Regions from separate parts of the Mus musculus genome. Here region 1 is linked to region 2. A link is a loop called in an ENCODE intact Hi-C map of the cell type or tissue named here. Cell type or tissue: left cerebral cortex. All regions are shown on one strand.

Evidence for each region. A loop is a pair of places that touch in the nucleus more often than their neighbours do. Peaks named below come from ENCODE experiments on the same cell type or tissue, not always from the same donor. Only the 100,000 strongest peaks of a DNase experiment are listed, where the experiment ranks them.
Region 1: it touches region 2 in a loop (2.0-fold over the local background); 3 of 42 quality-filtered maps call a loop at or near these places.

Annotation. Positions count from the first base shown.
Region 1 is chr6:8,284,479-8,292,478 of GRCm38, reverse strand. The region is part of intron 2 of Umad1 (UMAP1-MVP12 associated (UMA) domain containing 1); the gene reads right to left. Among named protein-coding and RNA genes, the nearest start is that of Umad1, 29 kb to the right of the region's middle. In left cerebral cortex, no CTCF peak of the experiment used is centred here; DNase peaks (open chromatin) are centred at 3,282, 3,711 and 6,760; H3K27ac peaks cover 1,363 bases.
Region 2 is chr6:8,409,357-8,417,356 of GRCm38, reverse strand. All of the region lies in intron 3 of Umad1 (UMAP1-MVP12 associated (UMA) domain containing 1), which reads right to left. Among named protein-coding and RNA genes, the nearest start is that of Gm46952, 68 kb to the right of the region's middle. In left cerebral cortex, no CTCF peak of the experiment used is centred here; DNase peaks (open chromatin) are centred at 3,125 and 4,226; H3K4me3 peaks cover 547 bases; H3K27ac peaks cover 1,666 bases.

The DNA.
Region 1 (8,000 bases), 120 kb after region 2:
TCTGGAACAACAAACAACAGCAACAAAAATGCTGATGGACTGGAAAAGAAAATATAAAAATGGCTAAGAGGTCTCTTTAAAAGTGGCCAACATCCTTCGCAATCAAGAAAATGTAAAAAACAAACAAACAAACAAACAAACAAAACAAAACAAAACAAAAAACAAAACAAAACTGCTCTTGAATGGTTAAAAATTTGAGACAGGGCTGGAGAGATGGCTCCGTGGTTAAGAGAACTGACTGTTCTTCCAGAGGTCCTGAGTTCAATTCCCAGCAACCACATGGTGGCTCACAACCATCTGTAATGGGATCTGATGCCCTCTTCTGGTGTGTCTGGAGACAGCTACAGTATACTCATCAATAAAAATAAATCTTAAAAAAAAAATTGAGACAACAAATGCTCACAAGGATGTGAGAAATGGGGGGCCCTCATTCAGTATGGAAGGGAGGGAAAATATATTCCCGATGAGCACTCTCAAGAAGCTCCCAGCACATATGCCATATAACCTAGCACTAACACTGCTTGACAGCTATCCAAAGGACTAGATATCCTTCTACAGAGATACCTTCACTACTGGTCATGTTCACTGCTGCTCCATGCATTTCCATCTGGGAAATGGAAGCAGCCCAGAGGTCCAACTATTGAATGGATAATGAGAATGCCATATACAAACACCATGGAACTCTATCCATCTGTAAAGAAAAATGAAATTATGAAATTTGCAGTAAGTGGATAGAACTGGAAAATATTACACTAATGAGATAACCCAAATCCAGAAAGTCAAATTCCTGTGTTTTCTCTTATTTGTGAATGCTAGCTCATTGAGTTTGGATACAGAACTTGAAGTACCTGTAGAATGCAGGAATGTAGAGGGGAGACACTGGGAAAGGGGAAGAGAATGATCTTTAGAGATGTGGACAGTAGGACACAGATGCTATCGAGGGGAAGGAGAAAAAAATAAGGCACTTAACTAGGGAGGGGAAGGAAGAAAATACAAAGGATAAGGGGGGATGTTTTAAAAGGGGGGATGCTTGAAACATAAGAATGTTTAAAAAGCCATAGGAAAAGCTATTTTTAAATGCATGTATTATTTAAGCCTACGAGTTAAAATGCACATGTTATAATATGTGTGTATACAGTTAAAATAGAGTTAACCCACATGGGGTGATAATATTTGTTCCACAAGCCATAGTCTAACAAACCAACACCCTCCACCCAGTACTAGGCTAGCGATACCCTCGTTCAATTTGCTGGTTAGAGAAATTGAAGCGAGTGAAATAATATAGGCTATTTCTACTTCCATTGCTTGTCTTTCAGACTTTGAAGGTAATGCACTGTCACTGAAGAGGTCACACCACACACTTTGGTTACAGAACTTGGAGAAGTAAAGCTGGTAGTGACCTGGAAGCTTCCCTCCTGAGGGCTAACTGACAGTGCACAAAGGTGATATGCAAATTGCACGGAGAGAAAAGTTATCATCTGTCATCTCCTGGCTGTGAGTCCTAGGAGCTATAGTAACAACTGTTCTGGCAAGGGATGTCCAACAGTACAACAACGGCCCTTACATCCCAGAGGAGCAAACTGTTTCATTGGAATTACGGTCCACACAATAATAGGGAATGCATGCATGCCTCGTACTGTAAACCTGACAAGGAAACTGTGGCTGGAAAGGTCATAGGTTCTAGAGGAGAAACCAGTACTACTACTTTTCTAAATCAATATAAGCTTCCAACGAAGTGCAGCTCTTACTCCTCCTTAAGTAAGATTTTTCAGCAGACAGAAGTTATTACAGAGATCTGCACCTTGTCAAAATGCAAGCAATAAGTGAGTAGGGGGTGCCTAACCCCAATTGGAGGATCTACACAACCCTGCACCTAAGGCTCAGAGAACATTTTTATCAAAAGAGAGGTATAAAGGGACTGGAGGGATGGCTTGGTATTTAAGAGTACCTGCTATTCTTACAGAGGACCTGCGTTTGAAACTCAGAGCGCCTGCCTACGTGATGGTTAACAATCATCTGACACTCGCAGTTCCAGGTGATCTACTACCATATTCTGACTTCACAACTGTGGATGTGTCTGTGTTCATTTTACACTTGGCTACTTAGTATTGGGAAAAGTATTAGGTTCATTCATAGAGAAAACTAATTCTCCCTCCTCTATCACAATTGACTGCCTATAGCACTTCATTTAGAGATGGGACCAGATCATGTGAAATTATGCTTCTATCCCTGTTGGCATATTGACTGGTGTAGTACCTGCAGGTCTTCTATAGGCTGCCATATTGTTTAGAGTTCATGAGTACAGCATCTCTATCATGTCTAGAAGATATTATTGAAGAATACTCACCTGTTCCTCTAGTTCTTACAATCTTTCTACCTCCCCTTTAAAGTGTGTTTTTCCTGAATGTATGTATGTATGTATGTATGTATGTATGTATACCATGTGCATGCCTATTACCCACAGATGTCAGAACATGGTAGTTAGGTTACGTGGAAGGAGTTGGAGGTGGTAGAGGGTGGCACAGAAATGATACAAATACTTGGGTACACACGCGCGTACACACACACACACACACACACACACGGGATATACTATAATATATACTTAGGTAGAAAGTCTCAAAACAGTAAAATAGTAAAAGGAATATATTCAGTAATTAATGAAATTACAGAATTTCTGTTAGAGAACTCTCATTTTAAAGCACATTTTCAAAATCTATACAAAAACAATTATAAACATCAAACAGATTTTAATCACTATTTTAGTGGGCAATAGTAATTATCTCTGGCAAATAACATAAATCAGCTGTACTAGATTATATGAACAGTCATTGATGCAAGTTTGGAAGTAAGTTGCTTTTTTAAAAAATTTTTAAACTCAGTATTCTGTTAAGTAGAAAACTGGCAGATGGCATTATCTTGAAATTCTGCTGTGTCTCCTCACTTCTTCCAACAACACATAAAAGATTTATATTCCAGCAGGAACAAAGAACAATACAAGTAAGAATCAAGGGGTTTTCCTCAATAGCTAACGTAGTGAATTTTCAGATGGGTGAGAGTAACTGTTCTTCAACATGAGCACACCGTGTGGCTTGCTGCTCAGGATTCTGTATATAAAACAATAAGCATTCATGGTCATGAATGAAAATGAAACCCAGGTGTCCTGTCTTCCATTCTAGGATTCTTTCATTGTGTTCTGAAGTCTACATGTAATACGCAAACTCAAAAATTAGATGTAGTAAAATATGTAACACTGAAACTATGCTAAACATAGCTCCTTCCTGGAAACTCTGAGGAGGGCATTGATGATGATACCCACAAATGCAAAGCAGCAGCTAATGGGAATCTGAGTACAAGTCAGCGTGCAGGCCCTGTACTAACAGCAGCAAATGCCAAACTATGAATAACTCAGCCTGTAAAATCTAGGTTCAATCATAAAAAATAATATAAGTGGGAGAGGATGACTAGCTCTTATATAATCACTTCCTCATTTGCTTATATAAAATTTAACTATATTTTTGTATATCCTCTTCTGACTGAATTTCTGTAACAATTTCAGTTCTCATTTTTATAATAAATGAGCCATCTCTTACTGTGACAATTTATGAAGGAAGACACATGAGGACTGAAGTACAACTGGGGATATAGCTATCAGAACCAATATAAAGTCAGCTATGGTGGTGTATACCTGTAAGCCCAGCCAGCCTCAGAGACAGGCAGACCCTTGAACCTCGCTGCCCATAGTCTAACCTACTTGGGGTGTCCCAAACCAGTGAGAGTCCCTGCCTCCTCCCCCAAAACGGTGAATGATGGACATCTTAAGGCTGTCCTCTGTTCTCCACATGCACATGTATAAATTTTTATATATACACACCAAACAAACAAGCCACAAACTATATTATCTTATTAAAAATAGTAAAATGAATTCTAGTGATATGGCTAGTGGGTGCTTGCTGCTAAGCCTTACAACCTGAGTTCAATTCCTGGGATTCAAAGAGTAGGAGAAAACTGATTCCAAATTGTACACTCTAACAATCAAATGAACAGTCACCAGAAACAGAGTGTAATGCTAGAAACTCCCCCAAAGAGAAGGCCTCTGAACAACACTTGTGAGGGTAACCTGGAGATGCATCAGTATTTATCTAAACACACTTTTGGTCTCATTAAACAAGAATTGCTTGAGCTGTTGAAGAGCTCCAAGTCTCACTTAAACTGCAAGTGCTTATTCCAGAACACATGAAGAACGCGAGAGGCTCCTGATGGAAACAACATCTCCTGCATGTAGTTTACTGCTGGACACTTCAGAAGTTAAAGCACTCTGCGCTAAAATAACCATAGCTGTATTACATGCTAAGTATAAAATCCATATGTGAATATAAGGTGACACTGGCAAAAAAGCAGTAACAACAACAAAACCTGTCCTTACTTGTCCTAGCAGGTACATGTTTCTTCCCCAACAAAAGAATATGGAACACAATTTGAAGCTGCTCTAGAAGCCACAATAACTCTTCTAGTTGGATTTCACATTGGCTTTTAAAGGAAATCTCTAACAGAAAGCCAGAAGACAAGTAACCTTTAGGAAAGCCATTCAAGATGAGTACTTGTATTTCACAAGCCTTTTAGAAATGATGGAATGTTGCAACTTGCCTTAGAAAAAACAGAAGAGCCTGATGTCATACTAATATTTCTGTGTGTGTGTGTGTGTGTGTGTGTGTGTGTGTGTGTGTGTGTGTGTTCATATACACACAGGTGCACATGTACTTACATGCATGCTAAATGGTTCTTTTAGACAAAATAATAGCTAAAGTGCTAGACAATAATGAATCTGTCAAAACAAAACAAAACAGAAAACATAACCTTCACTAGTATAGAAGGTGCTAGCTTTCCCGTTAGGCACATCAAAAGGGGCAGGGACCCAGTGGACTGCAAGAGGCATCATTTGTCAATTTGAAAAGCCCCTCCTAGGAAACATACCAAGGTGTAGAATTAGCATCCATGTTGGAGCAGAGAGAGGGAACTCAGAGCTTACTCGGCTTACGCCATGGCTGGCTACACTTTACATAGTCGGAGACCCAGGAAAATCAATAAATCGGGGACCAGCTTATGATGTTCTTAACAGATTTCAAATGGGATGTCTAAAGCAGGGAGTCCTTAAAAGGAACGAGAATGTCATCGATTCTAAGTCTGGGCTGAAACCAATACATGGAACCAATTCAGATAAACCAGTTGGCCAGGATCAGCAACAACTATTCTGAACTGACTCCAAGCCCCCCTCCACACACACACATATACACACACTCAGATGAACATAAAATATTGAGTATTCATTGAGCTTGAATATATGAGTCACTGAGAGACCTACTGGAAGCAAATGAGGCCACAACTTGAGATCCATAGATTTTTAGACTGTTGATACTGGTTAACAGCCAGGGAGAAATGTACTTTCTCATGATGGCATGGAATCAAAATACCCACACCTTTTCTCATCAAATTCAAACAACAGGCTAGTCACTTCCAAATCAGAGATCACAGCACATTATTTTACTGGTTGACTTTCGTTTTTTTGTTTGTTTTTAAAAAATGTACCAAAGTCAGTAGGGAAGCACATTGCTCCAATTCTATCACTGGGAGAAATACTGTCAGCTTAAGGCCAGCCTGGGCAATTAAGTTAATTAACCTCTACTACATAGTAGGTTCTAGGTTAACCTTAGCTACATAGCAGGACCTTATCTCTATCTCACATATACACAGTCTTAGTTAGGTAGACTTTCTATTGCTGTGAAAAGACACTATGACCACAAGAAGTCTTATAACTGGGGCTGGCTTACAGTTTCAGAGGTTCAGTCCATTATCTTCATGGTGGGAACCACGGCAGCATGCAGGCAGACATGTGTTGGAAAGGTAACTGGGAGTTCTACATCTAGATCCACAGCCAACAGGAAGAGAACTGGATTAAATTTACGAGCCCTCAAAGACTGTCGTAACACAGTTCCTCCAACAAAACCACACCTTCTCCAACAAGGCCATACCTATGGACCAAGTGTTCAAATAAGTGAGTACAGGGGCCATTCCTATTCAAACCTCTACACACACACACACACACACACACACAGTCTGGAAGATGACTCAGCAGAAGGCACAAGCCGCCAAGCATGATGCATGATGATCTGAGCTCAGTCCCTGGATCTACATAAGAGAAGGAAACCACCAACTTCCACAGAGGTCCCCTTACCTCCCCATACATGCATGGCATGTGTATGCCCTCACACATACATACACACATACATATACATACATACATACATGTATACACACATACATATACATACATACATACATGTATACATTCATACATGCATATATGAATGAAAAGTTTTTTTTAAAGACCATATGTATCATCAACTTCAGGGCAAAAAAGATATAAAATCAGTTATTAATTTATTGTATGATCTGCACATGTTCCATATAAAGGTCAATGGTCCATGTCAATCATTCATGTCCTTGCCATTTAAATATAAAATATCATCTATAAAATATTATGTACAAAATGCTGCTGAAATTTAAAGATGACACACTTATTACCAAGATGTGTACTTAAAACAAAATTTACTACTGATGGTCCCTGCAGAAGTGCACATGCTCTGAGCAGAGCTAATTCACTCAAGACTGTGGTGTAAGAGGGTCAGATTCTGTTGGCAGAAATTCCACTGCCAGAAAAACTGAATGTGGTTTAGAAGTGAATGCCAAGGGCTATGAAGAGCCCGACTGTTCGAGCTCTGAGACTAAACACTCAGGAAGTTTAATGCATGAATGTGACAAGGAAAGGGCATGGCTGAAAAACATGCAACAAAAGTCAATTGGACAGTATCAGATTAACCATCATTTCAGTCTAGAAAGAGCCAGAGAGACCAGAGTCAGCAGATGTCGATTCCTCCACATCCTTTCTTATCTGATGGAGCATAACCATTGTATGTTATAAATCAAATCCCAAAGTTGGCTGGTCCTGAGAACTCTACATGAGATAAACTATGTGAAGAAATGTTCATGACAACAAACTGTTGCCTGCTTGCTTGGCAGGGAGCAACAGTGCTTCTCTCCACGGCAAATCAAGCCTGAAGCTTTCTTGGGAGTGTTCTGATAGCATGTAGACAAATTCCCAATTTCTTAATAGCGCTATCCCATAGGTACAGAAGGTCACCAAAGGTTGGCTTTTTTCCCTCTCTTTTCCTTTTAGTTAAAATCTGTCCAAAAATAGCTTCCTTAAGTCAATAGTTTTAACAAACAATCCAGATCAGTTGATAATAGCAGTAGTTAAAAGACTTCTCACAAAGGCTATAGGGATGGCTCAGTGGTTAATAGTACTTGCTGCTTTGAGGACCCATATAGTGACTTACTGTCTATAACTCCAGTTCCAAGGGATAAAAGCCTTGTAACCTCTACAGGCATCAGGCACATGAGTGATATCAGATATACTTACAGGTGATCACTTACAAAATTAAAACAATAGTTTAAATTTAAAAAAAGACAAAGATCTCACAGCTTGGGAAGATAGTAGAGATGGAAAATGCTTACAAAGAAAGAATGAGAATGGACCTAAGTTATTCCCAGCACCCATGTAAAAAGACCAGGTACTCACCAACACCTGGGGAGTAGAGCCTCCTTGGAACTTCCTAACCAGGCAACCTAGCTAACTTGGTGAGCTCCAGCAACTAGGGTGACACTTTGAAAACCAAGGTGGCTCCTGACGACAGCAACTGAGTTTGACTCCTGGCTTCCAAGTGCACACATGTGCACACATACTCATACCCAGGCACCTACAAATACACATCAGTGCACACATCAAAACACACATGCACACATACACATGTTTTACACTAATAACAATTTAAAATAATAAAATGAAGAAAGAGGTGTCATTCTTCAGTTGAAAAAAGATCTTTTTAATAATTGACATTTTAAGGTAGCATATGATTTCAACTTAACCAAACAGTCAACACAAA
Region 2 (8,000 bases):
TCCTAATATCACGTGGTCTCCAGGGACTAAACTTCTGTCTTCCAGTGTGGCAGCAAGTGCCTTTACCCACTGTGCCATCTTGCTGGCTCACACTGTGCATTTTCATATATGCACAAACGTGAAAGCAGCTATGTTGTACCCCTCTGCATCCAGATGTCCTGAGGCAGGCAAATTCAATTCTGCCATTGAACACAGGAGTGATAGTGTTACTCTCACTGGCCTCGCCTAGCCTAGAACTCCACTAGAAAAACAATGTTTGGCAAACTGAAGAGGTGAGCAGAAAGCTGTGTTATTTGACCTTGGCTCTCATTTTCAAACAGGTTATATTTCAAAATAGAAGATGGGGTTGGAAAAGTAAACACAGCTGTGGTTTTTCCACCCTGTATGAGAATGAAGGAGCCATTCAGAATGGTAGGAGGCCGGCTGCTCCTTCAGCGTACACTTGGAACCCAAAGGAGTGTGCTATTATTTCATGTCACAGAGAGCTCAGGTCAGTATTGCTTTCTTACTGAAGCAAACTCTACACAGTATGAACCTGCCATTAAATGTCTAAATGACAGGCATCAAGGCCCTTCAGGGTCTACAGTCCTCACCACTTCCCACTGCTACAACTGTCATCATCCCATTAAATAAACCAGTCCTCATTTGGCCTTTCCCTGAGCCCACAGCAATCGTTACTATATTTTTCTTTTTAATCCTATGAATTGGTTTATTCGAGGGATCTTATGCAGATGTGACTGGCTTATGTTTAGTAAAATGTTTTCAAGATCCATTCACAAGTGTGACTTGAATCAGAGCCTTTTCAAGGTTGAGTAATATTCCACAGCCTGTATACAGTACACTTTATCATCCAGTTGCTGATAGAAATTTAGAAGTTTATCATCTTTAGAATTTTACAGGACAATACTTTTAGGTAAGAGTATAATTGCCAGGCAGTGGTGGCGCACGCCTTTGATCCCAGCACTTGGGAGGCAGAGGCAGGAGGGTTTCTGAGTTCGAGGCCAGCCTGGTCTACAGAGTGAGTTCCAGGACAGCCAGGGCTACACAGAGAAACCCTGTCTCAAAAAACCAAAACCAAAACCAAAACAAACAGAATATAATCAACTAGGTGAAAAGCTAGGAACCAACAGGGCCAGCAGGAGCCGATGGGTAAAGGAACTCTGAATGTCTAAGAATGGGAGATGAGGAAACAGGAAAATCAGGTGTGACATGGCCCCGCTTACACTAAAGTTATTGCATAACTTCCTAAAGCAAACTTGGCTTGACTTACAAATCATAATTCAAGTTTTTACACCTAAATGTTTTGAGAAGTAAAATCTAAGCCTAAGTGAAAGCATTGGATCTTGTTTGGGGAAGTCTATAATCCCTAACCCTTCCGGCCACAATGGCACAATGGCACAATGGCACAATGGCACATTGGCACAATGGCACAATGGCACAATGGCACTCTGCTGGCTTCTTTTGTGTGCTGTTATGCAGTGCACGGTGTGACTCCCCGCTCTGGAGGAAAGCCCACCCAATAAAAATCATGGTGTCAATAACGTTAACAATGACTTGAGAATGGGCCAAATATTCACAATACGAGAAAAAGTTTAAAGGCCTCAGTTTTTGTATATTTTTAAGAGCCACAATGCTTTACCAGAATAACCTTTCTATAAGTGACTTGGAACTTCTCAAAGGAAAATACACTGAATCATTAGAAAACACAATAAATCAGCTCATCAACAGTAAGCTATAAATGTATAAATAACTCCTGACTACCCTTCCACAGCATTCCCATTGTTTCAGGGAGAGGGAATGGAATTATTAAGAACTAGAGCTATATACCATTATTTGTGGATTTCTAGATGAAAGTCAGTGCCTGGCCCTGGGTGCCAGTGCTCCCTGCTGCACCACAGGGCTTCAGCAAGGCTCTCAGACTTCCTGGATTCCATTCTCTTCTCTGAAACACAAGCTCACTGGACAGGTGAAGCAGCAGCGACGAGCCACAATATGAAGAGCTTTAGACTCTGAACTCTTCCTGACGTGATCCACAGGAAACAACTTTTAATTGATGCACCTGGGAACTGTAGGAGCAGTGGCCAAGGAGTGTGCAAACTCAAGTTATGAAAAGAATTTCTATAATGGAAGAATGCCCATCTTTATAGTGGTCTTGAATATGTAAGAAACAAACACTTAGCTAATGAGAAAAATGGCAGGCCATTTCATCTTTTCAGAAGTTATAGCTCTATAGGAATTAAGAATTTAATATTGACGTTCTTAGAGTAAAAAAATATACAACAGATTAGATTCTATGATTTGTAACAAATGTAGAAAATTTAGTATCAGTATTATGAACAGAATAAGAATAACCATACTAAATATATTAAAATAATTGTGAATATCATTGTTTGAAAATAGCAAATTCAGTTTGGAGGTGAAATTTGGGGCCAAACTGAAAGGATTTAAGGATTTCTTTCTGGATTGCTGTCCCCTGTATGGTGTGAGCTGGTATATCCATTAGAAATGATCCAGGGAATCTGTAGTGTTGTGTTAAGATTTTTGCTTTGCTTCCACTAATAGCAATATGATAAAGTAGAACTTTCCTCTGGTAATGGCAAAGTTTGGAGAGAGAAGGGAATTAAGAAAGACGCATATTCACAAAGATAAGCAAATACTGCTCTTCTAGGTGACTCAAGTTTGATTCCCAACACCAGGACTTGTCAGGGGCATCTGACGGCCCTGGCTTCAGTGGGCACCGGAACTCAAACTGCTCCTTAGAATCAAGTGTAGATACAATCCACCTGCTGCAAACTGCTCCTTAGAATCAAGTGCAGATACAATCCACCTGCTGCAAACTGCTCCTTAGAATCAAGTGTAGATACAATCCACCTGCTGCAAACTGCTCCTTAGAATCAAGTGTAGATACAATCCACCTGCTGCAAACTGCTCCTTAGAATCAAGTGTAGATACAATCCACCTGCTGCAAACTGCTCCTTAGAATCAAGTGTAGATATAATCCACTTGCTGGCTGGCAGAGCTAGAAGAAGAAATGTGACAGGGAAGGGACGCACACAGTTCTTTCCCCTCACGAGTCAGCTTTGTTTCCATGATGTCTGGGCCAGGGAGCAGAGAGGCTGGGGCTGGACGGCAGGCGCAGCATGCACAGCTCTGCGGGGCCCAGGTGCGCATGTGCTGTTGGATAAGCAAATGTGGCTTTCCGAGGCTCGGGATTTCACCAGTTTGCAGACAGCCACTTTCAGAACCTTCCTGAGTGCAGTTTTTCTTTCTGCCTTCCAGAAATAATTGCTACAGTTTTAACTGCTAAATTGACACAAAAGTGTATACGTATAATTTCTAAAAGTGGTCTTAAATGTACAGAAATCACATTTAGAGTTAAATAAAGATTCAGTTTATCCTCCCCAGCTCTCTGCAGGTGAGACAATGATGGGAATTCTCTGAAGACACTAAATAATTCACAGTTTGCCTATGAAGTTGGAAATACAGCGGTTTAGAAAAAGAGCTCCCACACATTATTAAGAAGTAAATTATACTAGCTGTTACTGAATCTAGTTTTGCTAACTTTCTTCTAGGTAAATTGTAAGGTGGGCTTATTTCCAGGACTGCAGGCATTAGCTCACACTGAATGGCACTTATTTGCCAGTCATCTTAGATAACATCTCATTAAGTTTTCTTTATGTGGTAGGTAGGTACCATTTTAATCTCTGGGATGCTTACCCACCATTCTCTGCATCTTGCTCATCTGACCTGCGAAGAAAACAGGGAGCCTTTCAAATGTAGAGTGCACTTGTTTCTGAAGCCCTTACAGTATCTCCTATAGGAGGCTATACAATACTTTATCTTTCTCTCCCAACCAAAGAAGGCACATACAATGCAGAGAAAACCAGTTTTTTTGTGGGGTGGGGTGGGGTGGGTGTTGTATTACGTATCATTTTATATCCAGCTGGATATGCTAATTCTATGCAGATCTTAGAAACCCTGAAATTACATACTGTTTAGACTATTTTAATCCCTGAAAGCACCGCTGTGATCCCTGAATAATGTATTTTTAAAATAACTGCTTTACCTTCACCAAATATATTCAGTTAAATTTCAGAACTTAAAGGGACAGCACGCTGCTCTGTGTTCAGGAAGATGATTCCTCCCAAAGCAAGCCCTTTGTGGGTAATCGTCCAGCAACTGGCACTGCCCACATTTTCTAGCCCACAGCACTTGTGGGACAAGGGCAAGAAGGTGCCAGATGGCTAGGACTTGAGCTGCAATCTGTTCTTAGCAAGTTAAAGGTACTGTCCCTTTAATTGGTTCAAACACAAGCCTCGTGCCCATTTAACATGATTCTATGCTAAGAGATGATATCAGAGGCTAGAAAGGGGAATGAGGACATTTCCGGGACTCTATATAGTCGCAAGCTTCTGGGTGGACCTCGACTGTTGAGAAGTAGGAAGTATATCACCACTATTTACGTTCAGACCAGCACAAAGGAGAGTGATCCTTTCACGCCTGAGGAGCATAGCTGATTGCTTGGACGTATATATCACTTCCTATTTAAATGCTTTCAATTAAAATCCAAACAAAAATTGCTAAGGGTAATAGAGTTCAAGCTAGGAGTATCACTGCGATTGCTTAAAAGATATAAAAAGAGCTGGGATCATATAATAGGAAAAGTAAAATGAATTGCAAGCCAAACAACCTCAAAATTATGAGTGAATAATCAGTCGCTTAAGAGGAAAAAACAGAAAATAATTTCATTTGTGCAAAATATACTCAGTTGGCCTTGTTCCTCTAATTCCAGTAAGCAAAATGTTCACTCTCTTTGAAACCCACAGCAGGTCTTTTTTAAATTTTATTTATTTATTTAATTAAATTTATACTATGAGCTTTGTACTGTCTCCTAACAATGAGTTCTGGGCCAATCACATTAGGTAAAATTAATATGATATTTGAGATCAATACAACAAAAGCCCCACGGTTATCTTGTATGGTCAGGAAATCCAGGCTCACAATATACATGTGGAAGTCATGATACAACCTCGGGGTGTATTCTTCTTTTCCAATCTATTTGAGACAGGGTTTCTCTTATGTTGGTTGCCAGTGCATACTGCAGCCTAGCTGGCCCATGAGTGTCTAACTCTCATCTTCCTGTGGAAGCACTGGAATTAAAGAACTGTACGACTATACTCAGTTGTCCATGCCTTCTGGGGATTCAAACTTGAGTCCCATATCTCTGTGGCAAATCTCCCCAGCCCTCCAATTCCTTTTCACGCTAAAAGCACACTAGCATGGCTAACGGTGAAAGCCTAGACACGTTCCTGCTACTCGCAGGGTTAGAGAAACATGTCTTCTGCTCAGCGCTGTTCTCCAGAGTTTCCCCAGGACAGCTAGGTAGACAGTGAGAGGCATCCACACTGGAGAGGAAGAAGTAAAACTATTACCATACAGCGATGATAGGATTTGTCTAAGTAGAAAATCATGAGGCACCCATTAAAGTGCAATTGCACTCACTAAGAACTACTAAATTTAGCAAGGTTATAGGACACAAGACTCACATTTTAGAAATCAGCTGTGGCTGGTGCTGGAGAGAAGACTCAGTGGAGAAAAAACGCTTTCAGTGCAAGAACGACACTGTGAGTCCATCCCAGTGCCCACATCAAAAGCTACGAGTGGTCAGGCATGCCTGGAAGAACAGGGCTGAGCAGGACGGGAAGAGGCGGAGAAGGATCACTGGGGCTTGCTCACCACCACCCTTATCTAGCTCCAGGTTCAGGGAGAGACCCTGTCGCAAAGAAATAAAGTCAAAAACCATGAAGCAGAATACCTCACATTCTCTGACCTCCACTGACTGTGTGCACACAGGCACATATGTTTGAATATACAGTGTTAGTACAACACACACATACAAACACACACACGCACACTTTAATAAAATCAGATGGTTGTGAACTAAGCAAAGATATTTTGGTAAGCAATGGAGTAAATATACCAAACTAATGTAAAATTGTGATAGAACTGAAAAACTACTATGCCATAACTATTGTTTGTAATATGTAATATATATAAACAACATAAAACTCATGAGTCTATGATGGAACTGATATAAAGAAATCTACTATGTTTACACTTGGATTAAAGTACAAACTAAGTATCCACAGTACATAGTGCTTGATTATGATAAATGCCTCTGTGACTGTTTTACTACAAAAACAATAGTTTTAGTCACTACTTTTAAGTATACTTCACACACACACACACACACACACACACACACACACACACACACACAACTTAAAATTAGCCTCAGGGAGGTCCTTCAGGAAGAAGTCCAGAAGAAAGTCAAGTTCTTCTAGGAAATGGCAGCATTACAGTCTCTGAGGGTTTACAGCAGAAGGTGCTGTGATATATCTAGCTTTGAGGTTAGTCTTCCTGCCATGGGTAGACCTAGAATAACAGTTGTGCTTGCCTGGTACTTGTAAGAAAAAGCTTAAAAATGAAAATATTTAAAAATGGAAAATTACATAGAAGTTATAAAATAACTTAAAGAAATATTTTGCATAGGTAATGTGGTGCTTTGAGTGAGAATGACCCCCACTGGCTTTCTGATTTGCATGTTTAGTCCCCAGGTTTGGAAGATTTAGGAGGTGTGGCCATGTTGGAGTAGGCATATCCTTGTTGGGAGGATGTGGGAGTGGGCTCTGAGGTCTGCACCAGGTACACTGTCTCTCCTCCCCTCTCCTGCCTGTAGATCAGGTTTCAAGCTCATAGTTACTTCTCTAGTGCCTTGCCTGCCTTCTTCCCACCATGAAGATCACGGACCGACCCTCCCAAACTGTGAGCAAGCCGCTAACTAAGGTTTTTCCTTTTCAAGAGTGACTTGTCATGGTGTCTCCTCAAAGCAGCAGAACAGTGACTGAGAAAGCTCCAGTGTGTGTATTTTAATGTTATTACAAAAGCACTAAGATAAAGGTGTACAAAGCAAAAAGTTATAGTAGGCTGAGGTTAACTTTCGTTGAGGAAAACTACTGGAATCCATATGTCATAGGAAGTGCACAGAACTGTTACAGCCTATGGAGGGACAGTTAGGCACAAGGTTACTCACTCAGTGCCTCGCACAGAGGAACTTCCAGTTCTGTATTCTCCAAGCATGGTGAGGTATATCATTTTAAAATGTTGACACCATGGTTTTGATGTGCTGTTTTGATATCTAGACATGTTGACGTGTTTTAACTGCCAACAGTATTCAACACTACTAGCATACTGGGTAGATTTGTAGCCTGGCATCAACAGGCTACACCATACCGCTTAGCTCTGGAGTGGCTCATATCAGCAGTTTGCTGAGTACACTTGATCTTTCCCAGCACCTAATGATGCAGCTTACAGAACACATTCTTGTTGTTAAGTGGCATGTAAATATATGCCTGTACATTGTCATGAACAACCCAGGAATGAAAGTGAGATAAAAATGCATTCATAATGCCATCGAAGGCACTTCTAAATATTCAGGAACCCTTTAATAGAAGCACAAAATTTACATTCTGAAAACCATAAGGGATTTTGAAAAGAAATTAAGGCCTTAAGCAGACAGGAAAGCATCCCACATTCAGGCATCAAATGTAAAGCTGCTCAGATGGAGGCTCCTTAAACCGAGCTTCAGAACCCTCACAATCCTTTCAGAACAGCAGGGGGTTCTTGCAAGAGATTCTAAAACGCAGATCAAATAGCCACAGACCACGAATCACCCAGAATTGTGGAAAAGTAAAACAAAACTGAGACTTGTGATTTCAAAATTCCAGTTGTCAACAGTGTCCTTTGACATAAGGATGAGGAGACCAATCAATGGCCTAGAACTCAAAGACTGGAAATAAACCCAAGTGTTAACAGTCACATGCGTTGTCACCAGAGTGCACTGCACCGTGGAGGAAGATTTTTTTCCCCAGTATTTAACACTGGAAAAGCTTTTTATTCAATGGGAAAAAATTGATGCCCTGTATCACATCATATAAAAA